2 separate regions of the Homo sapiens genome follow, and region 1 is linked to region 2. Evidence: chromatin loops called from intact Hi-C (ENCODE). Cell type or tissue: gastrocnemius medialis. All regions are shown on one strand. Each heading gives the region's core, and the rest is flanking DNA. Links, peaks and the distances in the headings are about the cores only. Region 1 holds the start of LOC105369911 (a long non-coding RNA gene). Region 2 overlaps LOC105369911 (a long non-coding RNA gene).

Region 1 (15,742 bases), core at 3,091-11,090, 49 kb after region 2:
TTCAGGGAGAAAGAAGAGCACAAAAAGGCTGGTGGCAATAAATGAAAACAGGGCCTACAACCTGTTTTCTGTGGTCAACTAAGGAGGTGAAGTTAGGGGTTCAGAGGGTGGGGAGGTCAAACATTTATGACAGATGAGACTGGAGGGACGTAGAGACCTGGTACATGATGTCTTGACTGGGAATTCTGATAAAACCATTTTTTGTTTGTCTTAGACATGTAGACATTCTTGGGTTATTTCTTCACTCTAAAGCATAAATTATTGAATCTTTGAATAAAAATTTTAACCAAGTATTATGTATAATGAACATCTTCATCCCACAGAGACCTCCATTGTGTCCTCAGTGCCTCACATGCCCACTGAGGCACAGGGTCCCACTGGCCACTTCCTATCGGGCTTGTCTTACAACTGCATTTCACCTCCCAACAATCTTGCTGGAACTGGATTTCTTTGCAAAACACCAGACTGCTTAGATGAGTGCCTGACTTTTGCCTACATAGTCCCAGGCCTCTTCCCTGGGGCTGGATACTTGCTACTCCCCTTTCTCAACCAGGGGCTGCAGATTTGCTGTGAATGAAAGTATCATTCAGAATCACACCATGAATTCCCAACTGCCTTTAACACCACTTTCACCTGGATTCCCACTGGTTCCATTGATCTGCTGATTTGGATTCCCTTATATTACCAAGGCCTGCAGGTAGGACACCTGAGGTCAACATGGGTGCTCTAAAATGTGCTTCCTGCTATTCCCCTCAGAGGTCGGGTGCCATAACCACGTGAATTTCTTCAACTCTCCGTTCCTGTCTTGCAGAATCCCAAATATCCGAAGTGCCCTGCTCTTTCCTGCTCACCCTTGTTAATGGAGAGCCATCATGCATTGTGCAAGAGTCCCATGATGTGATAACAACAAAGAAAAGCAACTTAAGTTGTGCTTATCTCTACAAGATGTCCAACTCTCAGTGCAAATATTTAGACAGGTTTGGTCTTCGTGAATTTGATCGCTCTTGAAAGAGAGGATGTACAACGCTCTAGACAGCCAAATGGAGACACAAGCTCAGTGCAGGCAGGGGTCTGCTGAGGGGGTCTGTTAAACCCCTGTATCATCCGTTCTCACACTGCTATAAAGATATTACCTGAGACCAGGTAATTTATAAACCACAGCGGTTTAATTGACTCATAGTTCTGCATGGCTGGGGAGGCATCAGGAAACTTGCGATCATGGCAGAAGGAAAAGGAGAAGCAGGTACCTTCTTCATAAGGTGGCAGGAGAGAGACAGAAAGAGAGAGAGAGAACAAGAAAATGCAACACTTTAAAACCATCAGCTCTTCAGAGAACCCACTCACTATCATGAGGACAGCATCGGGGAAACTGCCCCATGATCCAACCACCTCCCCTGACACGTGGGGACTACAACTGGATATCAGATTTGGGTGGAGACACAGAACCAAACCACATCAGTCCCTATCTGTTTTAACAGATTTTGTTTTTCCTGCTCATTTTAAACCCTGGTGACCTAGGTTTATCAACTCAAGAGTAGAAATAAGGCATAGTAGAAAAAGGTCTTGAGGGTTGTGAGGACTGAATTCTAGTCTTGACCATATGGACCTTAAGCAAGCTGGGTTACTCAGCCTCAAATACCTTCTCCTTCTATAACTTTAGTTTCCTTAGCCTTAAGAGGGGACTGGGGGCTTGACCCCTTACTAAGATGGTGATTCTCATTCTTCTAGTGCTTGCAGCACACTTTCAAATAAAAGAATGTGGATAGCACTATTGAAAACTTTAAAAGACTGAAAACAATACAAAAATGTCAGCAGTCACTAAGTACAATGCTGACTGTAATACAACAGTGTCTCCCAGTTACCATAAAATTATCCACAGTTATGGCTCAATAGCTGACCAGCTTCACTACTTCATGGGTTCTTTGAATGGAATGGTTTACAGCCCTGACCATACTCTCTTATATACCCCAGAGTCAGAGGTTTCCCACATTCTGGAAGCTCTGCAATCCTTCATTAGCCTTGGCTTGACAACACACCCATATCCCTTAGAGCACATTTGTTCCAAGTCACGCAATCCACACATCTCATTGTTGTATCAGACACATGAGCCGAAATATTGAGGACTCAGATGAACCCAGACTGGTTTTATATATTAACAAAAATTGGGCTAAATATTGAAGATGACTGCTCCAAGGGCATGCCAGCTAAAAAGTTTTATAGTTCTATGAATTAAAACAATAAAACATTTTGAGAAAAGAAAATCTAGTTGAGGTAGAGTATTTAATTAAGGCATTGAGTCTATGTCAGTTAAAGAAGGAAATCCTTGTTGATAAGACAGAGAGCTCTGAGGGCTTAAAGGGGCCCCAGTGAACCTACAGAGTTTGAAGGGCATTGTCAGAAAAATGAATGGAATAAATCACACAGAATATGGGTAGTAATGAGACAGAAGTTCAGCTTCTCTCTGTTTCTAACAGGTATATATTTTTTAGAAAGTAGCATTTAAAGTTTTTTTTTTTTTTGTAGTAGGAAGCAATTATTTTTATGTTCTTAGAGATTATTATTTTGGGGGTACTAAACTATTGGCTCCATTGTATTCCTATAAATTATTTTTCATTTCCTCTAATGCTCTTTCCAAACATCTGTTAGTTTATTGTTCTGGGCACAGAAAATTATGATCAGTTTAGTAGTTGCATAATACAGATTCAGATTCGTTTGTCAAGGACTGGAAAAGATCACAGCACTTCAGAGCCAGGCAGCAAATGGATCAAAGGAAATCCTTATTTCGTATACTATAGGGTGAGATTTATCTTTAAATATCAAAAAATGGACATTTGGAGTTTATATTATTATCATAAAAATACTGTTCTGCTTCTGAGAAAACAAGCTACCCAGCTAACAACCTGCACTTGTGCCAAGAAATGAGGTGGGTGTGAGTAACGAGGATGGTGATTTTTCTTTTCCTCTCTAGTGAGCCTCATTCAATGGGTCAATGAGTTTACTTTAGTGTCTTCTCTATGCCAGACATGTGCTCGATGCTGGGGACGCAGAGATGAGTGAAAACAGACAAGGTCCCTGCCCGCATCTAGACCAGCTGGGAAGACAGGCAACTGTGTAAGCAATTGCCTTAAATTGTAGTGAGTGTTACAACCAAGAGCGTAGACACACAGTGGAAGGCCCATAAAGGGAGATTTAACCTGGCCCAGACATCCAGAACACCTCAGTGAACGAACACCTGGGGGACAAGCAGAAGTTAACGAGTGAAGTCTGGGCCATGGAAGAGTGGGTCACAAAGAAATGAGATAAGGGAGGGCATGGTTCCCAACAGGAAGTGAGTGGCAGTTCAGTCTGGGTGAAAGACAGAATATAAGATGATATTGTGAAGATGCTAGTACTGAGAGGGATGCAGTAGGCAGGTCACACAGGGCCCTGGAAGCCACATTAGTTTATCTAGGAACAATGGGAAATCGTTGGGAAACTTTAGAGAGGACGCTAGCATGAGTGGATTTGTGTTTTTGAAGAATCCCTGGAGAGGACTGGTAAAAGTGTATGTGTCTGTGTGTGCATAATACACAGACTTTTACCAGTCCTGTCCGAGATGTACATGCTCACATACACACTAGGCAATCAGAGAATCTATCTACAAAGCCATTTTCCCTTTCCATTATCCATCCACAAACTTGATGGCTTTCAGTTGAGGAATTGAAATAGGGTTCTCCACTTGAATAAGATGAGTGAGTAGGGGTTCCTTGCCAATAGTAGGGGCTTGATTTCCATTTCACAGATGTTGAGAGACAGTTGTTTCTTCAGTAGCAGTATATTTTTTACGACACTGTGCCCATGGCAGGTGTTTGGCCAAAACTACCTCCAGTGCACTGCCCGGCATCTGTCCTCCTCCTGAGAATCCCTCTGGAGGCACCTTGCTCCTTTCTTTCTAATCTTCCTTTTCTTCCTCTCCAGATCTGGAGACTTTCATCAGCCCTAGGCGAGGGGCAATATGGACAACATTGGTGTTTGGGCTCCAAGCTACTTTTTATGCCCAACTTCTCTTCCTTCTGATTTCTTTCCATTTTATAGCATTCTCATCTCTCCAGTTACACCAACTGGCCCCACATCTCTAAATATTATCAGAAGTCTTTAAAAAATGACCCAGAGCATTTTTTTCAGCTTCTCCTAGTTGTCTATCTCCTCTCTTCTTCTGACCCCTGTTAGGGTTGCGTGAAAACTAGCATTACAATATTTCTGTTCCATCTATACCTGATTACCATAAAGTGCAATGACTATGCACATCACTGTGTTGGATTAATCTGGGCTAAGTTTTATTGGTCACTATGTCATATTCATGTGGTTACTGATGTAACCTGGCTGTTTTTATACACTGTGATCAAAATCTAGGGCAGTGATCATAATCAAGGCATAAAGTAGGGACCAGTCTGCCTCGTATCTCAAAAACTGTGCAGTATTAAGATGACTGTTGGGCTTCTATTAAAGGTAGCTGTTGGCCGGGTGTGGTGCCTCATGGCTGTAATCTCAGCACTTTGGGAGGCCAAGGCAGATGGATCACCTGAGGTTGGGAGATTGAGACCACCCTGACCAACATGGAAAAACTCTATCTCTACTAAAAATACAAAATTAGCCAGGCATGGTGGCGCATGGCTGTAATCCCAGCTACTCAGGAGGCTGAGGCAGGAGAATTGCTTGAACCCGGGAGGTGGAGATTGCGGTGAGCCAAGATTGCACTGTTGGTGGCTTCCTGGAAGACATCATGTTGAATGAATGAAGTCATGAGTAAATAAACGGAATGTGGAGCTGCACTGCCAGAATTAACCCCCTGAACAAAAGTAAAGAGCATCCCAAGTTCAATGAGGAGTACCCTGGGTAAACAAGGAACTCCTGAGAGATGAAAAAATCCAAGTGCCTGCGCTCTACACTGGGACTTTGGTTAACAGGGCAAGGAAGAGAGCTTTTGGAGATAATACTTGATGATGCTATACAGTGTCCCCTTAGTCTCTGAGATTCTTATCCCAAGTAACCCAAAGAAGGGAGATAAAAAGGAAAGAGCAGTCTCCCATTTGGAAGTCAAAAAGGCATTATAATCTCTTAGGAGTACACCCTCTCCTAAATTCCAGGGCCTTGGCAGGGAAAACACTGATATTCATGGCAGCCAAAGAAAATGACCATATCAACTGAACCAAGAGGACACAGCAGCAGCAGAGATCAAGAGGGACAGTGGCAGTTGGACTGTAGCAGTAGTTACAGAGGAAGGGAGTAAGCCACACAAGCAATTCTGGAATAAAGGGAAATGGCTTGAGGGCCTTGCAATTGCAATGATCTCCTGGGGTTGAAGCTTAAGTTCATTCACATTGTGACTGTCACCAAGGCTTTAGGTCATTCATTTAGTTTTAGTACCTCATTTACATACCATCTGTGTGTCAGGCACAGTGGCTGTGTTGGCCTAGGCCAGGGGTCAGTGAACCTTTTTTGTATAGCTCCAGAGAGTAAATATTTTAAGTTTCATGGGCCATATGGTTCCTATCACAACTACCTAACTTTGCTGTTGTAGTGCAGACACAACCACAGACAATGAATAAACAAGAATTTGCTTATTGGATGTGTTCCAATAAAATTTTTCTTATAGAAACAGGTGGTGGGCCACATTTGGCCCATGAGTCTGCTGAGGCTCAGAAAATGATCCCCAGTGTGAAGGCCTCAGAAACAGCCTCAGAAGTAAAGTCTCTTTTGGACCTTCTCCTGCCCTCCTGTCTCTCGCCTCTCATTCTCCCTGAGGCTAGCCATAGAAATAAGAATTCCTCTTCCCCAAGGCAGGTCACAGAAACCAGAACCCCTTCTCCAAAGCCAGCCGCAAAACCTAACAATATTACTCTAACTTTCTCCCTCCCTTTTTGTGTGGGAGTTGGCCATGAAGAAACTCTCTGACCTGGGCCGGTGCGGTGGCTCACTCCTGTAATCCCAGCACTTTGGGAGGCCAAGGCAGGTGGATCACGAGGTCAGGAGATCGAGACCATCCTGGCCAACATAGTGAAACCCCATCTCTACTAAAAAAATACAAAAATTAGCCAGGCATGGTGGTGCATGCCTATAATCCCAGCTACTCGGGAGGCGGAGGCAGGAGAATCCCTTGAACCAGGGAGTTGGAGGTTGCAGTGAGCCAAGATCGCACCACAGCACTCTAGCCTGGCGACAGAGCAAGACTCTGTCTCAAAAGAAAAGAACTTCTCTGACCTGCCTTGTCTGATTGTAGGTCATAAGCCTCCCATTCCAGAAAGCGTCCTGTCCCATATCCAGAAAGCGTCCTGTCCCATATCCAGAAAGAAGCAATGCTGCACAGAGAGGCCAGGAAGAACCTGAAAAGACAGGCCTTGCTGGGTCTCCCCACTCAGTCTATTCCCATTAGCTCTTACCCTTTTTATCCAGTTGCAGGCCTACACAGCTGTCCATTCTTCATCAAACCCCAGCATAAAAATGGACAGTTTTCCCCATGTATTTTTGTCTTCACTCTGAAGGATCCCATGTCACATAAAACTATGTTTAAAGAAATTTGTTATGAGTTTCTCTTGTTAACCTATCTTTTGTTAAAGGAGTGTTGGCTGTGGCCCTTATGATGGGGAGGAGAGGGATCACTCCCTTTCCACCTTTACAGGCAAGAGTTTGCCAACCCCTGATTTACAGGAACAAAGTGTGCTAGTTATTTTGTTGCCTTTCAGATCAAATCCACAGACTCCTTCTACCCTGCCCTTTATTCCAAGAGGCTGCCCTCTGCAGACTATGATACCCAGGCTCCTTGCCTTCTGGCTCCTGGTTAGGCTTGGGTAATCAGAAGCATGAGAAATGAATCAGAAGTTGGGAGGAGAGAGGGGTGGAGAAATGTTGTCACTCTACACCCTCCCTTCTGGGCTGGGCTGTGGCAGTGGCTGTGCTCGTCTATATCTGGTCACAGCTCTGCCTGGTGGCCCATACCCATGGCTACACCTCTCACTCCGTTCCCACAACAGCTCCTTCATCATTCACCTTCAGCCCTAGGGGGTTGGAACTAGTGTCCCCCTGTTCCCAGCCCTACATGCTTCTCTATCCTTTGTCTGTTTCCCTTCGTAAAACTCTCTTCAATTGCTCCTTTGAGTGTGCCATCTATTCCCTGCCGGACAGTGTTTGAATACGCCCTCGTGGTGGACATTCACTGTTTTTAGATGTAACGGTATTGTTCCAACCTCAGATCCAGGACGGGATATGTAATCTAGACATGGCCAATTAGGGCACTGAATCACTCAAGCCACAGTAGTTGGTTCTGGAATGTTCACATGAACCAAGTTGTTTCTTTTTCTTTTCTTTGTCTTGCTCTGTCACCCAGGCTGGAGGGCAGTGGCATCATCTCAGCTCACTGCTGCAACCTATGCTTCATGGGCTCAAGCGATTCTTGTGCCCGCCTCAGAGTAGCTGGGATTACAGGTGTGCACTACCATGCCTGGCTAATTTCTGTATTCAGGTTTTTCCGTTGGAGGAAATACTAATACTTACATAGAAGCCACCAAGAAGTGCCATCTATTCCACTGAATTTGAACCTAGAAGAGTAAATTTGAAGCTTCCAGAAGCTACTATGTGAAGCCTGAGGACAAGGCCCAACATGAAAGAAGGCAAAGTCCAGAGGTGGCCTTGTATGAGTCCTTGGAACTGGCTGAAGCTAGCTCTGCTCATCAATGATTTGTCAATGAGACAGTAAAATTCCTTATTTTTTTCCTCAAGAAATTCTGTCACTTGTATTCAAAAGCAAAACTTATTTCTTAAAAAAACAAAACCCTTAACTACTTTATACCAATGTATTACATTCTCTGGATTATCTAAGCAAGGGGCCAGTCCGATGTCATCTTTGGATTAGATACACACTAAGGCAGTGTAGTTAAACCCCACTGAATTTCAGCAGGGATAGAAGCCAGAGTTGGTTTGCCATCAACCCACTTCCAAAAGGAAATGGCAGGAGTCCAGCAGCATCATGTAGTTACAATCTCCCATGCCAGGAAGAAACATCTCCCAAGCTCAAATTCTACCCACTTTGACACTTGAAAAGTAAAACATCTTCATACGAATGAATGGGGAGATGGGTGTGATTGCTGGCAGTGCAACAATGAGTTGAAGCTTGATTGTTTATTAACTGTTGTAAACAAATTATGAATTTGTGCCAGTAGCCAAAATAGAGACAACTGGGCATAATAAATATTAATTCTCAAGGAGATCATCTAACAAACTACCTAAAAGATCCTTTGTGGACTCCAAGGGTGTTAATTATATGAGACTTTATTCTCTATTCATTAATTCATTCAAGATTTTGTTGAGTGAATGTCAGCCTGCTACAGTACAGGGCTGGCAAATTGTTTCCATCTCTAGTGCTAATTGTGGTTATAGCTGCTCAGTGGGCTGTATTGAAAAAGACTGAGTCCAAATCTGGGCTTCATGAGAAAGAGTATCATGAAGATACTCTTCATGATACTCTACATTAGAGGTGTCTTCTGTGAAAGTGGAACAAAGGAGTGTCTGAGGTATTTGTCATTCCTGCAAGTTGGAAAAGGCCTTATCTGGCATGAGAAGGAGTAGATTTGGGGTAAATCGTTTCCATCTTATGTGTCTTTATTTCCTTAAATTGGTAAATCGAGGAAGTTCATCTAATAATTTTTAAGGTTCTTCCTTCCTACTCTTATTTATTTATCCATTATTTTATCTGTCCTTGCATTTGAGGTGATTTCTCACCTTGTGAATGCATTCCTCCCTAGCATAAAAACCAAAATCTCATTTTCCTAGCCTCCTATGTAGTAAGAATACAGCAATGGGATCTAGGTCCATCAGTCAGATACATCTGTCCTACATTTGTTTAGAATATTATGTAGGAGATGAGACTATTTCACCCCAAAATATGGCTGTAGGTGGCCAGAATGTGTACCCCAAATATGCCTCTTTAAAATAAGGATCACTTTGAGCTGATTATTTGGGGAGACAGTAGACACAGGAGAAGCTCTGAAAACAGAGTAGAAGTTAAGCTTTTGTAAGAGAAATTTGCATCTATAAAGGAAATCTCCATCGTAAGGGTGTCTCATCTCTGTAGAAGAAAAAGAATGAGTCTAAGTTACTAAAAACTCTTATCAATAGAGAAGGCAACTTAAACACAAGTAAGGTTTTTTTTTTGTATAGTTACCCTTGTTTAAGGTGCTTTTCCTCCCTCTAACTGGGTAGGAACTTTCTTTGTTTCAGAGAATAGTATTTAAGCTTGAAGTCAAAGCTATGATACTTCTGAGATTTATTCAAAAGCTTTGAGATATTTCCTGTATTATTTCATTTATGTTGCTATAAAGGAATACCTGAGGCTGGGTAATTCATAAAGAAAAGAGGTTTGTTTGGCTCACAGTTCTGCAGGCTGCACAAGAAGCATGGCACCAGCACTTGCTTCTGGTGAGGGTCTCAGGCTGCTTCAACTCATGGTGGAAGGGGAAGGGAAGCTGGCACGTGCAGAAATCACATGGTGAGGGAGGAAGCAATGGGGGTGGGGGAGGTACCAGGCTCTTTTTAACAACCAGTTCTCGAGGGAACTAATGAGCAAGAACTCACTTATTATGACAAAGATGGCACCAAGCCATTCATGAGGGATCTACCCCATGACTCAAACACCTCCCATTAATCCCTACCTCCAACATTGGGATCAAATTTCAACATGAGGTTTGGAGGCAATACACATTCAAACTATAGCATTCCCCCTGAAGGATCCCAGGGAATTTCACACCACAGTATGGCATTCTGATATGCTGATTGTAAAAAATTAAAGTAAAATGCTGGGAGATACTTCACACTGATATTGACTTATTTACCTTAAGACCAGCCCTGCCAAATAGAATACAATCACCTTCCATTACCCTTCCCTGAATTTGATTATCTATCATAGGTAGAAGACTGAAGAATCTACATCTGGATGAACTTCTTCACAAGATAATATCTAATTTTGAAGACAATCATTTACAAGCTAATTTCTGTCCCTTGGTTCATTCATTTTCCCTAAGAAACATTTTACTACTCCTCAAAAGAAATTCCTACCATTTTCCATCCCTCCTCTCCCCCTTATGAAGAAGGGTGTGTAATCATCTGGACCTCATTAGGTATTTGGGTAATCACTCTCCTGTGATTTTCCCTTGTGCATTTTAAAATTAAATTTGTATTCTTTTGCTCCTACTAATCTCCTTCTTATCAGTTCACTTTCAGTGAACCTTCGGAGGGCGAAGGGGAAGCTTTCCTTCTTTGACCCTACACCTGAATATCTCCCATGTGTACATACATGAGGTATACATGTTATTAAACTTTGTTTTTCTCTCATTTTGTTACAGCAGTCCATTCCAACCAAGAGCTCAGAAAGGGGAGAGAAAAAATTAATTTTTTCCTCCTTACACTAGTGATGGTGCACAGAGTCCATCTGGCAAGGATAAAGGCAGAGACATTCTGTTCATTAAAGCAGCAGTGATAGGGCCAGCTCTGGTGGCTGTCCCAAGCAGGGGGCAATGATGACTTCACTGAGCAGCTCTGCAGCACAGGTTGGGGCACTGTTCCTGTCTGCTAGCCTCTAATCTTTTGTCTCTGGGCCTCCCTTGGAGCCCTTCAGCTGTTTAATTCTTTTTGAAATAAACTCATTTTACTGCTGAAATGAGTCAGAGTGGATTTCTTTGTCTTCAAGGAACTCAAAAACATGATCGGGACTACGATCATAAGATCGTATGTGCCTTCAAATAGAATTTATTCTCCTTTAAAGATGAAAAAATTAATTATGTTTTATAAATTATGAAGAGGATGCTTAGCTAATGGTTTTCAAAATGTATTTTATCATAATTATCAGCAGGATAGTTGTTGCAAATGGATAAATATGTGTTATAGAGAGGTTATTCTCACTTGTATCGTCTTCATTATTCTAAGTGCACTAGAGAAAATGTAATTCCTTCAATGTTTTTGTTTCATAGCTTTACATTGAGAGAAGAAACCCTCTTCTTAATCGTTGCTAGTGTGATTTTCAAGAGTTTGCAGGAGTATTTTGGTAGGATTTTATAGTTTTAGTAATTCCTTTAATTTTCTAATGAAGATTAGAGCTAAGTATCTCATAAGGATAAATGGCCACAGCAAAGAAACTCACTTGACTAATTGCCCTTATGGAGAGTTTCTTTAAAGGATGAAAGAAGTTCTTGAGACTTACCCCCAAATTCTGTGTACAAGAAAGATCACATAGTTTTATTTTCTTTAATAAATCAAAACTCCCCCTCTACCTCCAGCCCACCATGCTAAGGAAACATAGGTGTTTAGTGACTCGTTGTAGGCTAATGGGGCTTAAAATGGCTTTACCTCTTTCCTATTATCCATCAACAACCATGCTCCCACTTTTCAAATAGTCAATAGACATATTGTTGACTTTTTATGCAAAAGTGGTATTTATATGCAAATTCAAGCTCCTTCTTTGTAAACTGTTGTTCTCAAGGTCTTCCAGTGTTGAAATTTTGGAGCCTAAACAATTAGGTTTCTTCCTTCTCTTGTCCTCCCAGCCATTCCTCCCCTAGGAACCTTAGACATTTCTGGTGTCTTACAGCAGCACAAAGACTTACTGGATACAACTTCTAATTCCGGCCATGAGAGAAAAATAGATACCAGACTTGTCTTCTCACTTTAATGTATTTTTGTGTCCAAGTGTAATGTCGGACACAACATATGAAGAAGTGGTTTCCAGGCATTATAAAACAGACAATAGAGGAATATAATTCTTGAGAGGAGAAAAACACACAAAGAGCTTCCCATTCATCTCCATGAAAATTCAATTTATAAGAAAAAAAGTAAATTAACTAGGGGCACATTGCAAATAAAGGCAAAGGGAGGTGGAACCCAAAGAGAATAAAGTGTTTTTCTGGGCAAAGTAAAGAGAGATCAGAGTTCAGAAATGCTGAGGCTGCTTGGAATTTTCAAAGTAGGATACTTGAGAGGAGAAAGTCCCAAATTTTGCATATGGGTTTCCTTGAGTCTAGCTGAGTACTAAGCTGCATGTGTTCAGGGTTCTCTGATAGAGAACAACTACTAGTAGAGTATGAGCTGAATAAGGGGTTCAAGATATTCCAGTTTTGATAAACCAGAGGGTAAAGACTTCACTAAAAATCCACAGCAATTAGTTGACCATTATAATGACCAAATGTTAGAAGTAGGGCTATTCTAGCCCTAGAGTAAGAACAACTTTAGACTTACCCAATAAAGCCTAAAATCAAACCCTGATTGCCTTAAACCATTTGGGCTACTATAACAATTAAACAATTTGTGCTACTATAATAAAACATCTAAGCCTCGATGATTTGTAAAGAAGAGAAGTTTATTATTCACAATTTTGGAGGCTGAGAAATACAAGATCAAGGTACTAGCAGGTCAGTATGTGGTGAGGGCCCAATCTTTTCTTCCAAGATGGCATCTTATTGGCTTACCCAGAGCAGAGGAAAACTGCATCCTTACATGGTAGAAGAAAGGGGAAAAGAGGGCAGAATGGTGACTGAAGCCTCTTCTATAAGGGCCTAATCCCATTCATGACGGAGGAGTCCTCATGACCTAATGGCATCTTAAAGACCACATCTCTTGATGCTGTCACACTGGCTATTAAGTTTCAACCCATAAATTTTGGAGGGGACACATTCAAACCATAGCACTGACAGACCAAGTGAAGTTGAAAGTAAATTAACTGCTAGTGAGAATAAAACTCAGCACTAATTAAAGGAGGACTGTCAACCAAATAACATTCTAAAGATTCAGCACACAATAACAAATTACTAGATAAACAAATAAGCAGGCAAATGTGTTACATATCCAGGAGAAAAAAACAGTCAATACAAACAGATCCAGAGTTGACAGAGATGTGAGAATTAATGAGTCAGGACTTCAAAACAGATATAATAAATGTATTCAAGGATTTGTTAAAATATTGACATTGTATACAGAAGAGAAACCTAAACAAGGAAGTGGAAATTATAAAAAAGAACAACTATAAATTCCCAGAGTGAAAAATGCAATATGTGAAATAAAAAATTCTCTGGATGGGCTCAATGGCAGATGTGCCATTGCAGAAGAAAAGTTCAGTACACTTGCAAACCGGTTAAAATAAATTATCCAACTTTGAAAAAGGATTTAAAAAATAAATACAGCCTTAGTGACCTGTAGGGCCGTATCAAGAAGTCTAACATATTAGTAATTTTAGTTCCAAAAGGAGAGAAGAGAAAAACCGGGAAAGAAAAATACATTTGAAGAAATAATAACTAAACTTTTTCCAAATGTGATGAAAAATAACAACCCGCAAGCCTCAAAAATCTGAACAAATTCCAAGTGGAATAAGCACACAGAAAACTATTTCTAGCCATATCATCATCCAATTTTTGAGAACAACAATGAAACAAAACAAAAAATTCTTAAAGGGATAAGTTATCACAGGAGAATGATAAAAATATGCACTAACTTCTCATCAAAATCAATGCAAACCAGAGAACAATGGAATCACATTTTAAAGGCTAAAATGGTAGGGACACCCTATCAACCTATAATTCTGTATTCAGCAAAAATACCTTTCCAAGGTAAAGTAGAAATAAACATACTTCCATAGAAACACACGTTGAAAGGATTCATTACAATAGGCTACACTACAGAAAATGTTAAAAGCAGATCTTCAGGTTGAAATAAAATGATAACAGAAGGTTGGGCTGGGCATGGTGGCTCATGCTTGTAATCCCAGCACTTTGGGAGGCCAAGGTGGGCAGATCACTTGAGGTCAGGAGTTCGAGACCAGCTTGATCAACATGGCAAAATCCCGTCTCTATTAAAAATACAAAAATTAGGCAGGCATGTGGTGTGCACCTGTAGTCTCAGGTACTTGAAGGCTGAGGTGGGAGAATCACTTGAACCCAGGAGGCAGAGGTTGCAATGAGCTGAGATCGTGCCACTGCCCTCCAGCCTGGGTGACAGGAGGAGACCCTGTCTCAAAAAAAAAAAAAAAGAACAGAAAGTTGAATCTACATGGAAGAATGAAGAACACCAGAAATGCTAAACATGCAGGCACATATATAAAACATATTCATTGTTTTTTTATTTGTTTAAAAGACAATTGAATATGTAATATATAAATAATAATGTATTGAGGAGGTTTGTAACATATACAGGAGTAAAATATCTGACAATAACAGCAAAAAGGATAGGAGGACATAAAGGAGTGTATATTGCTTAACCATACTGTGTATGCGTGAGGTGGTATAATATTAAATTCATAGTAGACTAGAATAAATTAATGGTGTATGTTGTAGTTCCTCTTAAAAAGACAAAATAAACAGGCATAGCTAAAAGTTAATAAAGAAGATAAAGAAAATACTAAGAAATATTTGTTTAACCCAAATTAAGGCAAGGAAAAAAGAACAGCTGTAGAGGACAAATGTATTGAAAAGGACAGAAACAGCAAAATGATAGGGTTAAACCCTATGTTATCAATAATTACATTAAGGCAAATGGACTAAACACTACAATCAAAAGGTAGAGACTGCCAAGCTAGATAAAAGCAGGGCACAAATATATGTTGTTTACATGTCCTAAACATAAGGATACATATTGGTTAGGTGTTAAATTTGGGGGAAAAAATATGCCGTGCAAATACTCACTGTAGTAAAGCTAGAATGACTATATTAATATTAGACAGTAGATTTCAGAGCAAAGAATACTGTCAGAGATAAACAGGAATACTTCATAACTGGGTCAATTAATCAGAAATCTATAATAATTCCAAATAAACTTACACCTAATAACAGCTTCAAAATACACAAAGTGAAAATCCGACAGAACTAAAGAATGAAGTAGACAAATCCGTAAATATGATTAGAAATTGTAATACCTTTTACTCAGTACTTTAAATTATACAGAGTAAGTTGCTGATTACCCAGAATTAAGTTACAAATCAGTAACAAAAAGATACCTGAAAAATTCACACATCTTTAGAAAGTAAGCAACATACTTCTAAATAATCCACGGGTCAAAAAAGAAATCATAAGAAAAACTTTAAAATATTTCAAAATGAATGCTAATGGGAAAGTACAATATGTTAAAACATGTGGGCTGCAGCTAGAGAAGTGGTTAGAATGAAATTTATAGTTTTAAATGCTTTATTGAAAAAGAAAAAATATTTAAAGTCAGTGATCTGAGCTTCTATTTTAAAAATCTACAAAAAAGAACAAATTAAAGCTAACATAAGGAGAAGATATGAAATACAGAGCAGAGAACAATGAAACGAAAAAAAGCAAATAATAAAATTGATATACCTCTGGCAAGACTGATCAATAATAAAAAGGAAACACAAGTTACCAACACCAGAAATGAAAGTGAAAACATCAGTTCAGTTACTTCAGACAGTCAAAATACAAGGTAATACTATAAACAATTTTGTGCCAGTAAATTGGACAACTTAGCTGAAAAAAAAATTTCTTGAAAGATACCAACACTGATACGAAAATAAATTAAAAATCCATGTAGTCTCATATCCATTAAAGAAGTTAAGTTTATAGTTGAAACCTCCCCAACAAGAAATTTCTAGATTTGGTTTGTTCCACTGGTGAGTTTGTCAAACATTTGAGGAAGAAATAAAATTTACCTTACACAAACTCAGAAAAAACAGAAAAAGCAAACACTTTCCAACTCATTACATGAGTTGGAACAT
Region 2 (15,742 bases), core at 3,126-11,125:
AGTGTATTCTCAGTGGAAAGAGAAACATGCACAAAGGAATAGGGATGAGAGAATGGGGTGTGTTTGGGGAACTGAAAGAGATTCAGTCTGGACAGACTGTTAAGGATAGAGATGGCAGGCCGGGCGCGGTGGCTTATGCCTGTAATCCCAGCACTTTGGGAGGCCGAGGCAGGCGGATCACGAGGTCAGGAGATCGAGACCATCATAGCTAACACGGTGAAACCCCGTCTCTACTAAAAATACAAAAAAATTAGCGGGCATGGTGGTGGGCGCTTGTAGTCTTAGCTACTCGGGAGGCTGAGGTGGGAGAATGGCATGAACCCGGGAGGCGGAGCTTGCAGTGAGCCGAGATCGTGCCACTGCACTCCAGCCTGGGTGACAGAGTGAGACTCCGTCTCAAAAAAAAAAAAAAAAGATAGAGATGGCAGATAGATGGGTGGGGGCTCACCTTCTATACCATGTGAAAGCATTAGGGCTTTATCCCAACTGACTGTTGCAAGGGTTTAAGCATGAGGATAAGATGATCATATGTGTGTTTTAGAAAGGTCATCATTCTGTGCATGTGTTTCAGAAAGATCTGTTTGGGGATTTGGAGCATGCAAGGCAGGGTGGTGGGGTGTGGGATGGGGAGGGCAAGACCAGTAGCAGGAGACCCAGCAGCTGGAGTTGCTGTCATCCAGGCCAGAGATGGGGGTAGTCTAGTCCAAGTTAATCCATTAGAGCTGGAGAGAAGTAGACAGATTCAAGAGCTCCTTAAGGGGTAGACTGAACCAACCACATCTTGAGATTGTTGTCAGATGTGTGGAATGAGGTAGGGAAGCAGTCAAGAATGGCTTCCAGGTTTCTGGGCTGTATGGCTGAGGATACCAGCTCCTGGACCACAGAACCCTGCAGAAGGAGCAGGTTTCAAAGAGGTGGTGAGGAGCTCCATTTTGGAAATGCTGCTGGAGGAGTGGTGGGGTACAGCCAAGGGGAGCTGTTCCATAAGAACCACCGTCAGAATCTCAGGAGAGAGATCCAGATGGGTTGTGGAATTGGGAGTCATCGGCACATGGATGGCAGTTGATGCCAAGGCTGACATCATGTGACAAGGCTAGCTCCAGCAGCCCTGTCTTCAAAGAGGGTCTGGAAGCTCTCACTTTTTCCTGGTTTGTGCTTGTCGGACCATATGCAAGTAATTAAAACAGGACATTCATTAACATGCCACTTTATGCCTTTTAGTCTCCCTATGTCTCCAGGGCTAGTGGGTGAGGTACATAGAGAGATGCCATGCACATTTTATATAGGACCAAGTTCATGCAATGCCAAGCAGTGACAGAGCCCAGCTCAGGTTCCTCCAGGTGCTCTTCTGACCACACTGTAATTCCTCTGAGGTCACCCTAAAGAAAACACTCAATTCATAGACAATCATGACAGGACTGAAATTCATGATGACAGATAAAAGGGGGCATCTTTTCTACCAGGCTCAGTGGCTTTTAGCCTCTGCCATCCTCACCCCCTCACCCTTGCCCTCCACTGCAGCACTTCTCACCTGGTGTTGGCCTGTCTACCCCCAGCGGGTCTCAGAGGAAGGGCCGTGGCTCCATGGCTCCCAAGTCTCTGGACACTTGGCCAAGCGAGGGTTGTAAGTCATAGCCCAATCAGGCCCCAGCTGCTCAAAGATGCAACTGGAGGTGATGCCGTAACATAAAGAGATAGCCCCGGAAGTGATGCAATAACATAGGGATGTGGTCAGTAAATTGGGAATGGGAGAAGAAGGAGCTTTTCCTGCTGACCCCGGAAATCATGGTGCCATGGAGAGAAGGTAAAGTGGAGATCACCAGGGCTTGGGGCTTTGTTTTGGTTTTGTCTCAGAGCAGTGAGATTATTTTTCTAAAAGACAACTTGAAGGGAACTCCAGTATGTAAAATGGTTTTTAAAAAAAGACCTGCCCTAACAAAAGTAGGAGCCCTGGGGCCTGAGCCAGCTTCCTCTTCCTCACCCCATACATACTCAGCCCGGGCCTCCGAGCCTTCTTGCAACACTTTTGAAAACCGATAGTTTAGTCCATACCTTCCAGGATGGTGGGAAGTACATAAATTTGAAAGCATGGAATTATAGTCAAATTCCCCTGGGTTTAACTCTAGCCAGGCTGTTTATTAGCTGTGTGTATTTTGGATAGGTTATTTAAGTTTTCTGAGCCTCAGATTTATCATCTGTAGAATGGGGAGGGAGTACAGAATTGCTGTGAAGGTTTAAAGAGAAAAAATAACTAAAATATTGAGCACTGTGCTCAGCATTGAGTATATTCTCAGTACATGGGAATTATTGTTATCAATTGCTGAACATTTAGATATTTCTAGACAAGCTGGAAATCTGGATTTTAATAGATGGGCTAGAAATTGGGATTTTTATAAGAATCTCCCAATTTTTAAATGTTGGCAAGTAATTTTAAAAAATGAAAAACATTGTTTGAGCTCAATAAGACACGCTCCCGCAGTCAGTTTGGGACCTCTGTCCGTGCAGGAAGGAGGTTAGATCTGGAGGGGAAGGGCAGGAGCCCAGAGCTTGGGTCCCTGGGCAGGACTTGTGGGTTTCAGTCATGGGTGGAGACTGGCCCTGCCATCCTGCTGTAAATGCAACCAATTCTCAACCAGAAAATTTTTCAATCTACCTATAGCCTGCTTCCAGTTGTCCCACCTTACTGAACCAAACCAATGTTTTCTTTTGTTGTTGTTGCTTGTTTTTTCTTTCTTTCTTTTTTTTTTTTTGAGACAGAGTCTCCCTCTGTCACCCAGGCTAGAGTGCAGTGGCACTATTTGGCTCACTGCAGCCTCCACCTCCTGTGATTCTCATGCTTCAGCCTCCCAAGTAATTGGGACTACAGGCACGTGCCACACCTGACTAATTTTTTGGTATTCTTAGTAGAGATGGGGTTTTGCCCTGTTAGCCAGGCTGGTCTCAAACTCCTGGCCTCAAGTGATCCATCTGCCTCAGCCTCCCAAAGTGCTGGGATTACAGGCATGAGCCACCACGCCTAGCCCAATGTATTTCTTAAATGTATTTGATTGAAGTCTCATGTCTCTGTAAAATGTATAAAACCAAGCTGCAGCCTGACCACCTTGGGCACATGTTCTCAGGATCTCCTGAGGGCTGTGTCACAGGCCTCTCTCATATTTGGCTCAGAATAAATCTTTTCAATGGCGTGTGTGGTGGCTCACGCCTGGAATCCCAGCACTTTGGGAGGCCGAGACAGGCAGATTGCTTGAGGCCAGGAGTTCGAGACCAGCCTGGCCAACGTGGCAACCCCATCTCTACTAAAAACACAAAAATTAGCCGGGCATGGTGGCACATACCTGTAATCCCAGCTACTTGAGAGGCTGAAGCACAAGAATCACTTGAACCCTGGAGGCAGAGGTTGCAGTGAGCCGAGATTGTGTCACTGCACTCCAGCCTGGGTGACAGAGCGACACTCCGTGTCAAAAAAAGGGAATAAATCTCTTCAAATATTTTACAGAGTTTGATTCTTTTTGTTTACTCTGGGATGGGGACTGGGGTATGCAGGGAGGTGTGCATGTACACACTTATGTGTGTGTGTGATGGAAGGGGTTAACACCCAGCTGTTTGCAGACCACACTAGGTGCTATGCACGTATTACTTCATGGTCAATCTATTATTATCCCCATTTTAAGACTGAGAAAACTGAGGCTCAGAGAGGTTGGAGAACAGGCTGAGGTTCAGTAAGCTGTCATAGCTGAGCTGAGACTTGAATGCCGGTCAGATTTCAGAATCTGGGCTCCTCGCACTTCTCACCACACTGCCTGTCCCTTACTCCCCCCGACCTCCTTGTCCTCTCTCCTGCCACTTCTTCCCTTCCCTTTCCAAGAATATCCTGTTTTACCCACTACTGTAATTACCAGTATTATGGTTATACTTTCTGTTATCCATTTCAAGGATGTCATAGATTATGGTTTATCAAATGCTCCCATGAACAAGATCTCATTTGGTCCCAACAAACCCTGTGAGATAGACAGGTGAGTATTAAGCCCACTTTGCAAAGGAGAACAGAGCTCAGAGAGGTGGGAGATATACGTTGTGCACAAAGACCCCTGCTCTTCTGTCTCCAAATCCAGGGCTTCTTTGCTCACGCTGCTTTACCGAGCTCCTTCAAGGAGGCCCTGCAAAGCCAAAGTCAAGTGTGTGCTGATCGGCAGGTACACCCAATGTCTGTGAAACTGGATCTTGATTTTAAATTTCAATATTTTGATATTTTGTTCATCCTGGATTTTTGACACCAATTTTCACTTAAAAATATTGCATTAAAATATTATTTGATTATTGCGTTTATTTGGTGCCCCTAAATTTTGCACCACAGGCAGTGCCCCCACTGATCTCACCCCGATCCCAGCCCTGCGCCTGTCTGTACCAGTGTAAGGATTACGTTGTGATTGCAACTGTGACGTAAGCATGTGAGAGCGTTTTACCACAGTGCCGAGTCTGCCTGCCTTTTCTGACCCTTCTTTGTTCCTTTGTTTGGTTCGGAGTGTCACTCCCCTAATCTCCCTTCAAGGAACCCTGTCTGACTGGAATGATCTAGTAGGAGTGGGTGGGCACGTTGGGTGCCAGGACAGTGATGCCTGGCCTTGGAAGGGGGGCCCTTGCTGTTAGCTGGTGGGCGCTCTCAGTGCTTTGGGCAAGTGAACATAATGAAGCCTTGTTTCTGGAAGGGATCATTCGGGAATAAACTTTCATGGATACCTTCTTGCTCACCCCATCTGCTCTCCCGTGCTCCCCCTCCAGCCCTGTTGGCCACTAGGGAAATAGAAGGAACAGCTTGATCAAGGTTTTTCCTAGAAAAGCCTTTCCATGGGCCCATTATGGAAAACGAAGCTGTTTTTGTTTTCCTTGATTAATCACAGTGTCTTGTTTCCCAAAGCAAATGTGGCCTTGGCTCTTCCGAAAGAACACAGGCTGTGCTGTAAAGAAGGGCTGCAGCCGCCTGGTGCTTGACAAGGTCCCCAAGACGGGAAGGGACACATGTAGCCCTGTCCTCCAGGACTCGGCTCTTCCTTTTTTACCTTCCAGGGAGCTCAGGTTACCAGTTTCCTTTGTGTTTTTCTGCCAGTGTGAACAGGAGAAATATTAGCCTTTAGAGATTTCTTTACAGTTCCTTGAAAGCTGGAGGGGTGAAATCAGCCAGAGAATTATATAACAGCAAAGCTCATTTAAAGCAACAGTGTCTTTCTATAGGGCTGTGGTGGTTCCTTACCAGTTTTTGTTACTAACTATAAAGAAAAGGATGCTAATTTTGTGAATAAAATAGAGGGGCATTCCCTTCCCTCATTACTTTCTGTTTGTTCATTGGACGGACACAATTCCTAGGGTGTTGATTTAAAAAAAAAAAATTGAAGCCTCTTTCAAGGAAGACTAGGGGAAATCATGTACATTAACCTCAGGCAGACACGGCATACTTATTCTTGTTAGAAGTCAGAAGAAAAAAAATAAAGAGAAAAGCTTTCTAAAGCATTTGTTTGTTTTAATTTAAGAGTCACGGGGAATTTTATAAATACTCGGCTAAATTCTTCAAAGGGAGCCATGTTCTTTAAATTTAAGCACTAGGCTGGGCGCAGTGGCTCATGCCTGTAATCCCAACACTTTGGGAGGCTGAGATGGGCCGATCACCTGAGGTCAGGAGTTCAGGACCAGCCTGGCCAACATGATGAAATCCTGTCTCTACTAACAATACAAAAATTAGCCAGGCGCGGTAGCATGTGCCTGTAATCCGAGCTACTCTGGAGGCTGAGGCAGGAGAATCACCTGAACCTGGGAGGCAGAGGTAGCAGTGAACCACACCACTGCACTCCAGCCTGGGCGACAGAGCAAGACTCCATCTCAAAAAAGAAAAAAAAAAAAATAAGCACTAGATCATCTATTCCTACGTTGTTTGACCTAGAGCTTAAATACATCTCAAAGTGCACCACACACATTAGCTCAGCTGATCGCCATACTCCCTTGATTTGACCTTCTCTTTCTTCTCATTTTAGAGATGAGGAAACTGAGGCCAAAGGATTCTGTTACTTGCCTGGCTTCACAGCTCACCTGGAGATTCTGAACTGGCATCTTCCTCTCTCTGCCATCACCCCAGACCCTACCCTCTTTCCTCTACACCAGTGGTTCTCAATCAAGGGCGATTTTGCCTTCCAGGGGACATTTGACAATGTCTGGAGGCGTTTTTGGTTGTCACAATTCTGTGTATGTGTGTGGGTGGGCGGGGGGCAGGGGATTATGTTGGCATCTAGTGAGTAGATAACAGAGATGCTGCTAAACCTACAATGCTCAGATGGCCCCTAACAAAGAAGTATGTTGTCCAAAATGTCAATGGTGCAGAGGGTGAGAAGCCCTGGTCTATACAGAGCTCAGCAGTCCAGAGCAATTGCAACCTCTGGGAGTTGCCAAGAGCTCCTCTGCCCAGCAACAGGCTTGGCCTCTCTCCTGTGGCTGCCACAAGAGTTAAAGCCACTGTCTGGAATGCCCTTTGGCAGTGGCCAAGTGTCCCCTGCAGAACTGACTGCGGGACATGCGGTGCATCAGCCGGAGCTGATGTGTTTTGTAATTTATAGTCACAGGGCGCCTGTCTTCATTTAGCAGTAGGCCTGCTGGCAGCTTCCCTGCCAGGGAGGAAGCAAGTTCCACAGAGGCCCACAGCCCCCGCCAGCTGCCGGCCCGTGGTATTTGGGGACGGCTGTTGCTCAGAGACACCTGGGAATAGGCCGGGGCCGAGATGGCGCTGAGCACTCGGTCTCCCCTTCAGACCCATCCATCAGCAGCGGTCCCTGCCAGAAGATGGCCTATTGAACATTTCCAGAAATAGCACAGCCAAGCCCGTCAACTGCTTTCTTGGAAATACATTCAATAAGGATGGCGGTCCTCCAGCAGGGAGAGCAGAAAGCCTGGCCTGGATCAGTCTGCTGAGAAACAGCAATGCCTGGCTACAGGCCATGTCGGTGCCTTGGGAAAGGGGAGCGGTTCTCATGGGACTTCCCAAGCCCTGCAGCCTCTGAAGTCACTTCAAAATGTTCTCAGTATGGAGGGAGAGAGTCACACCTTGCAGAAGGCCTTAGGCCCTGCCGACTTCTTCTAACTCAGTGACCTGCACATCTTGCTGTGTTCGTTCAGACACCCCGCAGACAGGAAGGCGATTCAGGCTTGGAGGCAAGGTATTAACTGTCAGCAGAGAGAGACCTCTGCATCATCTGGGGAACGTTTATTGCAGTCCCTCCTCTTGTGAGCTTCACTCCCAAGTAGAACCAAAGGAGCATCAGCAGGGGGAGTATTTTCTTCCCCAATCCTTCGGTCATTCCTGAGGTACAGGAAATACAAGGCAAAGATGTCATATTGAAAGAAAAGCTTATAATTTCTACTCCTCCCCTCCCCACTTCCCACAGAATTAACTTTCCCTTAACTTCCCTAACAGGGGCCTGACATTGCGGTTTGAATTCAGCCACCCTGGGAATCTGCACCCTGAGCTTTCTCCAATTTCTGGGATGGCACAGTGATGGCAGGGCTTAAGAGTGCCTCAAGAAGGCCAGCTGCCTTTAAAAACAAGCTCCTGGAAGATGTAGGTGTCACATAAAAGCAAGAGACCAAAAACTCTCTGCAATTTGGGGTGTTCAGGAAATGTTGATTGATCACATTTTTTAAATTATAAGAGACTGCTGGACATGGTGGCTCACTCCTGTAATCCCAGCACTTCAGGAGGCCCAAGTGAGAGGATTGCTTGAGCCCAAAAGTTCAAGACCAGCCTGGGCAACATGGCAAAACCTCACCTCTACAAAAAATCTAAAAATTAGCCAGGTGTGGTGGTGCACACCTATAATCCCAGCTACTTGGGAGGCTGTGTGGGAGGATTCCTTGAGCCCAGGAGACTGAGGCTGCAGTGAGCCATGATAGTGCCACTGCACTCCAGCCTGGGTTTACAGCAAGACCCTGTCTCAAAAAAAAAGTGTAAGACAGTTACCAGGTTCATCATAAAAAATTCGTGGGACCTGGTTTTATTTGCAAGAGCCACTGACTCTCAGGACAAACAAGATTTGAAGCCCACACTGAGCTATAGGTGGAGGCAGGGCTGTGAGAATACAATACAGGATGCCCAGTTAAATTTAAATTTCAGGTAAGCAATAATATTTTTTGTATAATTGTATTCCAAATATTATTATTATTTATCTGAAATTCAGATTTAATGGGCATCAGGTGTTTTGTTCAATCTGTTCACTCCATTTGGGGTATAAATTGATCTAGTTTTTAAACTGATAACAGGGAACACTGACACATATTCAATACATATGAAAGACGATACCAGTTAAGAGAAGAAGAAGGAGATTAGCAATGAAGAGGGAAAGCGAGAGAAATACCAGGAAGAAAAGGAGATGGGCATAGCGAAGGAGAAAAAGTTCCAAATGAAAGAGAAACAGGAAGTGCTGAGGAGAGAGAAGAAAACAGGAATGTTTCTGAAGGACCAAAAATGTTTGATAAATTATGACTGTTACACAGAGAGCCATCTCCCTGGGAAATGCTGTTGAGTTGGCTAACCACTGTTCCTGGATCTGCAGCTCTTTGTTCTGTCTGGTAAAACACACAGTGACCACTAGGGAGAAATGACTCTCTAAGCCACAGTACCATTATCTGGGTCACTATTACCCCAGGCTCAGGTTGTTAAATAAAATTTATAGGAGGCCATTGCTTTGGACAGAGTCCTTCCACTGGGCTCCAACAGACCAAAGCAAACCAGAATAGTGTCACTTGTGCTACCTGACATGTGCTCAAACTGAACTTTAAAACGGGCCAGTTTTCCAAAAATCAGGAGATTTACAGCAACCAACTGAAAGTGAAGTGGTGTCATTCATCTGGGGTGATACCTGAGGTTCACTGCCTCATGCCAAAGAAATCGAGGATGCAGACACACACAGAGTGAGTTTAACAGGCGAAAGAAAGAGAATAGGTCTCTCTCCTGCAGAGAGGGGGATTCTCGAGTAGGTCTTCCGGTTCCATGGTGAAATGCACAGGGTTTTATAGATGATCTTGAGGAGGCAGTGTCTGATTTACATAGGGCCCAAAGGTTGGTTGGACCAGGTGTGTCATTTACATAACGTGCGAAGAAGATGGCTACCCCACCCTAATCTTTTATTATGCAGATATGTGCCATATTGCCTGTTTCTTTACTGTACACGTGGTGACAAAGAAAAGGGAAGATGGAGCCTCCATGCTGAACATGCCTGGTCCCCAGGTAGCCTTTTCCTATTGGCATAGCTGCCAGCATTCATCCATGCAAGCTTCCAGTTTGCTTATCTATGTTTGCAGCTCAACTTTTCAGGCCACTCTTTGTTAGAAAAGAAATGATTCGGGGGCTGCTTTTTATTAAAAGGGTAACCTTGCTGAGGACTCTCTTACCCTCACTAACTGCCTAATTTCTTTCTAGCTCCTGTATCAAAAGGGTCCCCATCCACCTGCACAGGCATGAGAGGGAAGTCCCCTGTGTATAAACCCTTTAAGGAAAGTAACTTTGAAATGACCAAGCCACTTCATGTTTCTTGATCTTGCTATCCCCAGGCTTTTCTGCCCATCCATCTGCTTGGTTCTTCAAAGCACCTTTTCTATTTTATAGATAAGATGCTGCCTGATTCACAAATCGATAATAAAAGCCAACTGGACCTTTAAATTCAATGTGTGAAAATTTTGTTCTTTGACAGGGTGAAGCCACATCTAAGGCTGTGTCCAACTCCAGGACCTAAGGGCCCTCCCTACTCCTCCCACCTCCACCCCCCCCCGCCTTCCCCCACAGGTTGCTGTCATTCATGGATTGAGGATTTTCGAAAAATTGGGATCTAAACAACAAAATGGATTTGGCTGCCACAATTCTTTGAAATTGTTTTGTTGTGGATGATTCAGAAAACCCTTCAACAGCTTCTTTCACCTCAGGGTCAATGTGTTTGAGGAGGAGAGTCATCGTAGGCCTGTGTGCAGACAATCGAGGTTCCTTGAATTATAAACACCCTTATTCCCATCCCCACAGATGGGAGGTCAGGTTGGCTTAACCCAAAGGGAGAAGACTATGTAGGCTGGGGGTAGGTGTGGTAAGAGAGGAGGCCTCCCAAGGAGGGGCCTGTAGTAGTTGGACCTGCCATCACCATGGACGCTACGGAATTGAAAAGAGGAGACAAGCAGGGACCCTCCTCTTAGGGGCCTGTAGGGGATGGACTGGTGGGAGAGGGTCAAGCATGGAAATAAAGGAAAGCCTTGAGTCCCTTTAAGGGAAATTCCAGGCACCTAGCTAGCCCTGAGGAGCTTAGCCCCATGCTAAGACCCTAGTCCAGATAACAACTGGATAAGCAAGAAGGTAATAGTAGCCTAAAACAGGCTGGGCGCGGTGGCTCACGCCTGTAATCCCTGCACTTTGGGAGGCTGAGGTGGGTGGATCACTTGAGGTCAGGAGACCAGCCTGGCCAATAGGGTGAAACCTTGTCTCTACTAAAAGCACAAAAATTAGCCAGGCGTGGCGGCGCATGCCTGTAATCCCAGCTACTTGGGAGGCTGAGGCAGGAGAATTGCTTGAGCCTGGGAGGCGGAGGTTGCAGTGAGCTGAGATGGCGCCACTGCACTCCAGCCTGGGCGACAGAGCAAGACTCTGGCTTAAAAAAAAAAGTAGCCTAAAACAATAGCCAAGGAAGCCAGAGTCACAGGATGTTTGGTTCCCTATAGAAACTAAAGATAGCATCTTAACGTGAGTCTCTGAGTTGTTTTTCAGAAACCTGGACTCTCACCAAACCCATCCCCCCTACATATAGATCTCAGATAAGGAGGAACTAGGAACTGAACTCTGATCACTGTACTTTGTTCTAAATTTCTTCCTGAAGGGCCTAGAGAAAGTCACACCCAAAGAGGTAGAGCTAACCTTTATTTCTGCTGGCCCCAGATTTTTAAACAAAGCTTCTCTTTCTTAACCAGTTGCAAATCAGAAAAGCTTTGAATCTACTTATGACCTGTAAGCCTTCTGCTTCAAGATATCCTGCCCTTTTAGGCCCAAACCAGTATGTAACCTGGGTATTGGTTTATGATTTTGCCTGTAACTTCTGCTTTCCTGAAATTTACCGCTGCCTTTAAAAACTCTTACCTGCAAGCCATCAGGGAGGTGGGGACTTAAGCATTAGTTGCCTGGTTCTCCTTGCATGGTGCCCTGCAAATAAACACCTTCCTTTCTCCCACTGCAAACCCTGATGTAGATATCTGATCTTACCGCACTGGGGAAGTGGACCCCAGTTAGATTCTATAATATAATAAAGGGGCTGCCTTTGGCTACCTGGGCTGGGGAGTAGGTCTCCCCATAAACTCCAGTGAGGAGCAGAAGAGACACACTAAATGTCTCACCATGCTAAGACGTCATTCCAGATACCTGGAGATATCTAGGCTGTCCATTTGGAACATCATCATTGCAACAATAACCTTTATGGAGCATCTACTCTGGGCCATTGCATGATCTGAATTGATCCTCAACAACTGAGTCAGGAAAAATTCAGTGTGGTCAAAGGAGAACAGAAAATTCCAGGCAGTATTTTCACATGCCTTGCAAAAAGGAAACTCTTGAAATAACTATAGAAGCTGGGGGCTGATAAGACCCTGGAAAACCAGGGTGTGGGCCAAGCTGGCTAAGACCAACTGGACCCAACATGGTGCTGCATTTGACCTAGGTTTCTCCCAAGACCTCATTATACCCTCACCCACCAGTACCATGATGTTTCCAGGAACACCCATATTTGGTGTAAAAATGGGTGGCACTACAGTTCCAAGAAATCCTCACCTTTTTCCAGGAATCTTTATGAATATTCCACCCCTTGGTTAAAGAAATCAATAATGATAGGAACCCCAAGCTCCATGTGACTCTGTCTTTTGAGTACGCCAGCACTCCCTTGTCTTGAGTGTGTATTTTTACTTTGCAATCAAGCTCTCTGTCTAGCCGGGCGCAGTGGCATATGCCTGTAATCCAAGCACTTTGGGAGGCTGAGGCAGGAGGATCGCTTGAGTCCAGGAGTTTGTGACCAACCTGGCAACATGGAGAAACCCCATCTACACACACACACACACACACACACACACACACACACAATTCAAAAACTAGCTGGGCGTGGTGGTGAACACCTGTAGTCCCAGCTACACAGTGGGTTGAGGTGGGAGGATCACTTGAGCCTGGGAGGTCGAGGCTGAGATCATGCCACTGCACTCCAGCCTGGGCGACAGAGTGAGACCCTGTCTCAAAAATAAAAATAAACAAATCTCCATACTTTCACTGTTGTTCAGCTCCTCCTTGAATTCCTTCTCATGAAAGTGTCAAGGGCCTGGACACTAGCTAGGGTCGAGGTCCCACCATTGTTTGGGGACCTCTCCCAGCCCACCAGTGTCACAGCGATCTCATGTTGTAGGTATAATATTATTTATATTACTACAGCAATGCCCTAAGTCAAGAGATGGAGAAATTAGGACTGCAAAAAGTTAAGTTGTTGTCTAAAAGTCAATTGATTAGTGAGTGTTGGGGCAGAGATTTGTCTCAGGGATGCCTCTCTCCCAGCCCAGGGATCATCCCTAACCCTCCAGTCAGACTGCCGGGTTCAAATCTCAGCTCCATCACTCACAAGCTGTGTGGCCTTGGGTAAGTTACTGAATCTCTCTGCATCTGTTTCACTGTGTGAAAAGTGGTAATAAAAATAGGACCTAGCTCATGGAGATGCTGCAAGGATTTAATGAAGGCTGGGTGCAGTGGCTCATGCCTGTAATCCCAGCACTTTGGGAAGCCAAGGTGGGAGGATCACTTGTGCCCAGGAGTTTGAGACCAGTATGGGCAACATAGTGAGACCCCCCACCTCCACACACACACACACAAAATTAGCCAGGCATGGTGGTGCCACCTGTAGTCCAGCTACTTGGGAGGCTGAGGCAGGAGGATTGCTTGAGCTTGGGAGGTCAGGGCTGCAGTGAGCTGTGATTGTACCACTGCACTCCAGCCTGGGTGACAGAGAAGGACTCTGTCTCCAAAAGAAAAAAAAAATAGATTTAATGAGTGAGAACTCTGACTTTTTTTTTCTCTTGCCCAAATTCCTATCTAAGGGGCCTGGAGAGTCACACCTTAGAAACCATAAAATCTCATTAGACAGGCTTTATTAGCCATTTTTTAAAATTTTTTAACTTTTTTTTATTGTGATGGGGTCTCACTATATTGCCCAGGCTGGTCTCAAACTCCTGGGCTCAAGTGACCTCCTGACTTGGCCACCCAAAGTGTTGGGATTACAGGTGTGAGCCCCCACACCTGGCTGAGTTTTATTAATCTTATATAATATGGCTTACTTTACAACCTGACTCAGATATAGCATCACATGACAGATAGCATACCCTGAAGGAAACCAAAATATTTTACCCCAAAATATATTTCTTTAACATATTTTGAAATGGCTGCCACAGGGCCAACAGATTGAAATGACTTTGCAAAGCCATCTTTTGTGGGGAAATTTTGCATCTGTAGAGAATCTCCATAAATGTAGCCAGGACTTTCCCCTTCTAGGTCTTTCCCTGATTAACTGAGAGTCTGACACCTTTAAAGTCTGAGAAGAGACATTCACCATCTATTCTCTCTGAGGGCTGCCACCTATAACGTTCATCTACATCAGAACCTTGGCCTCCACAACCTCCTTATCTTAATTCAGGCTTTCCTTTCTACTGATTTCAAGGATTTAAATCAAGCTTTGTGATGTCACACTTTTTGGGCCAATCCAACGTATACTTTCCACGTATTGATTTATGATTTTAACTGCAATTCCTGTCTCCCTGAAATGTCTAAAACCAAACTGTAACCTGACTAGTTTAGGCTTCCTTTCTCAGTTCCTCTTGAGATTGTGCAACCTGGGATGAAGGTACTCACATCGGCTTGGAATAAACTTCTTTAAATATATTTTGGCAGAATTTGGTTTTGCCATTAACATAAGTTTATAAGTGTAAAGTACTTAGGACATGTCTGTCACATACAGAACACTAAGTATTAGTGCTATTATTATTCCTATCATTGTTAGTGTTCAGTTATTTCCAAGAAATGATACGAGCCTGATGGGCCATCAACATTGTCCTTGGGAGGGTGCAGCAGAAGGGGCTGGTTCTGCCTCTGCTCTGTTCATGTTAGTGGTGGTGAATCTGTACGGTCTGTAGCAACCTCAATTCTTGCCCCTTCAGAAGAAAGAATTTGACCAAGGGGCATAAGACAAAGGGAGAGACCAGGGCAAGTTTTAGAGCAGGAGTGAAAGCTTATTAAAAAGTTTTAGAGCAGGAAAGAAAGGAAGTAAAGTACATTTGGGAGAGGGCCAAGTGGGTGACTTGAGAGATCCAAGTATCCTGCTTGACCTTTGACTTGGGGTTTTATACGTTGGCATGCTTCTGGAGTTTTGCATCTCTCCTCCCTTGATTTTTAACTTGGGGCAGGCCGTCCACATGCACAGTGGCCTCCCAACACTTGGGAGGGGCTGCATGTGCAGTGCGTTTACTGAAGTTGTGTGCACGCTCACTTGAGGCGTTTTCTCCTTATCAGTTGAGCATTCCCAGAGGAAGGTCATTTACCAATTAAACTCCATGATTTTGCCTCTTAGTGTCCATGCTTGAGCCCACTTGCCCAACTCCTGAGATCTTATTTGGAAGCGGCTGATCACGCACTTCAGGTGTTTTCCATCTATCAGGAGACTGCCAATAGGTCTATTGGGTGCTGTCTGTGATAAATTATTATTTTAGAGAGACGTTTTAGCAACCACTCAACCATTACCTGATGGTTGCCTGACATTCCTGAGGGGAGGGAGCCCTCTCCTGCCATGCTCATGTCTGCCTAACTGCCAACTTCAACAGTTTTAGTTTTTGTGGTTTACGCATGTGTCATTGTCCAGGCAACATTTTAAATTTCTTATTCTTGTGAACAAGGTACAGGGGCTTCCTTAAGTCTACCAAGTAGTTATTCATAGAAAGATGATTCAGAAGACTCAATTTTCTGAATTTACCTTTTATCTCTGCTTGTTAATAATGACTCTATTATATGCCGGTGAGGCTAGACAATGCTGCAGTAACAAATAAAGCCCTGGAGTCACAATGATGTATCAGAACAATTTTTTTTCCCCCTTCATAGAATGTCTAGGAAAGCTTTCCTCCATGCATTGACTCGGGGATCTAGGCTGTTTCCACCTTGTGGCTCATCAAAGGCTTTCATGGTCACAGCCAAATGAAATGAGAGAAGTGGAGGGACTCTCCTAGTGAACTGCCTTTACCTACATTTACACACTCCTCCTCTGTTCAAAGTCCATTAGTCAGACTTGTCACATGGCTCCAACCACAGCAGGTGAGGAAGTAGGAGGAATACATGGATTTTCTCTTTCCAGCACCCTAATGGTCTCTACCTCAATGCACAAACCCAGCTTATGGCCCCAAGTGAAGAACTGCTAGTTGCTTTGTTAATCAAGTAATGAGAACCTTTTTCTTATTAATTATGGTCATGTATTTATTTGATTGAGACATAGTTAATTTATTCACTCTTTCAATAAGTATTTGTTGAGTATTTCCTCTCTACCAGGCACCTGTGGGCCCTGGGGATATGTCAGTAAGTGAAACAGAACAAAACCACTTCCTTCATAGAACTAGCATTCCAGTGGGAAATTGTGAAAGATAGATAATTAACCCCCAAAAATAAGAAAGC

Evidence for each region. A loop is a pair of places that touch in the nucleus more often than their neighbours do. Peaks named below come from ENCODE experiments on the same cell type or tissue, not always from the same donor. Only the 100,000 strongest peaks of a DNase experiment are listed, where the experiment ranks them.
Region 1: a loop joins it to region 2, with 7 times the contacts of the local background. A loop is called at or near these places in 5 of 110 quality-filtered maps.

What each region holds. Positions count from the first base shown.
Region 1 is chr12:93,937,126-93,952,867 of GRCh38, forward strand. It overlaps LOC105369911 (a long non-coding RNA gene), which reads right to left and starts at 6,481. Exons shown (of 3, transcript NR_135017.1): 1 at 6,420-6,481. In gastrocnemius medialis, for the core only: a CTCF peak has its summit at 6,997; a DNase peak (open chromatin) is centred at 6,886; H3K27ac peaks cover 1,900 bases.
Region 2 is chr12:93,888,027-93,903,768 of GRCh38, forward strand. LOC105369911 (a long non-coding RNA gene) reads right to left here. Exons shown (of 3, transcript NR_135017.1): 3 at 6,939-7,339. It also overlaps a transcript of CRADD not described here. Among named protein-coding and RNA genes, the nearest start is that of CRADD-AS1, 160 kb to the left of the region's middle. In gastrocnemius medialis, for the core only: CTCF peaks have their summits at 4,763, 4,970 and 8,618; DNase peaks (open chromatin) are centred at 5,735, 6,625 and 6,935; H3K4me3 peaks cover 1,328 bases; H3K27ac peaks cover 3,575 bases.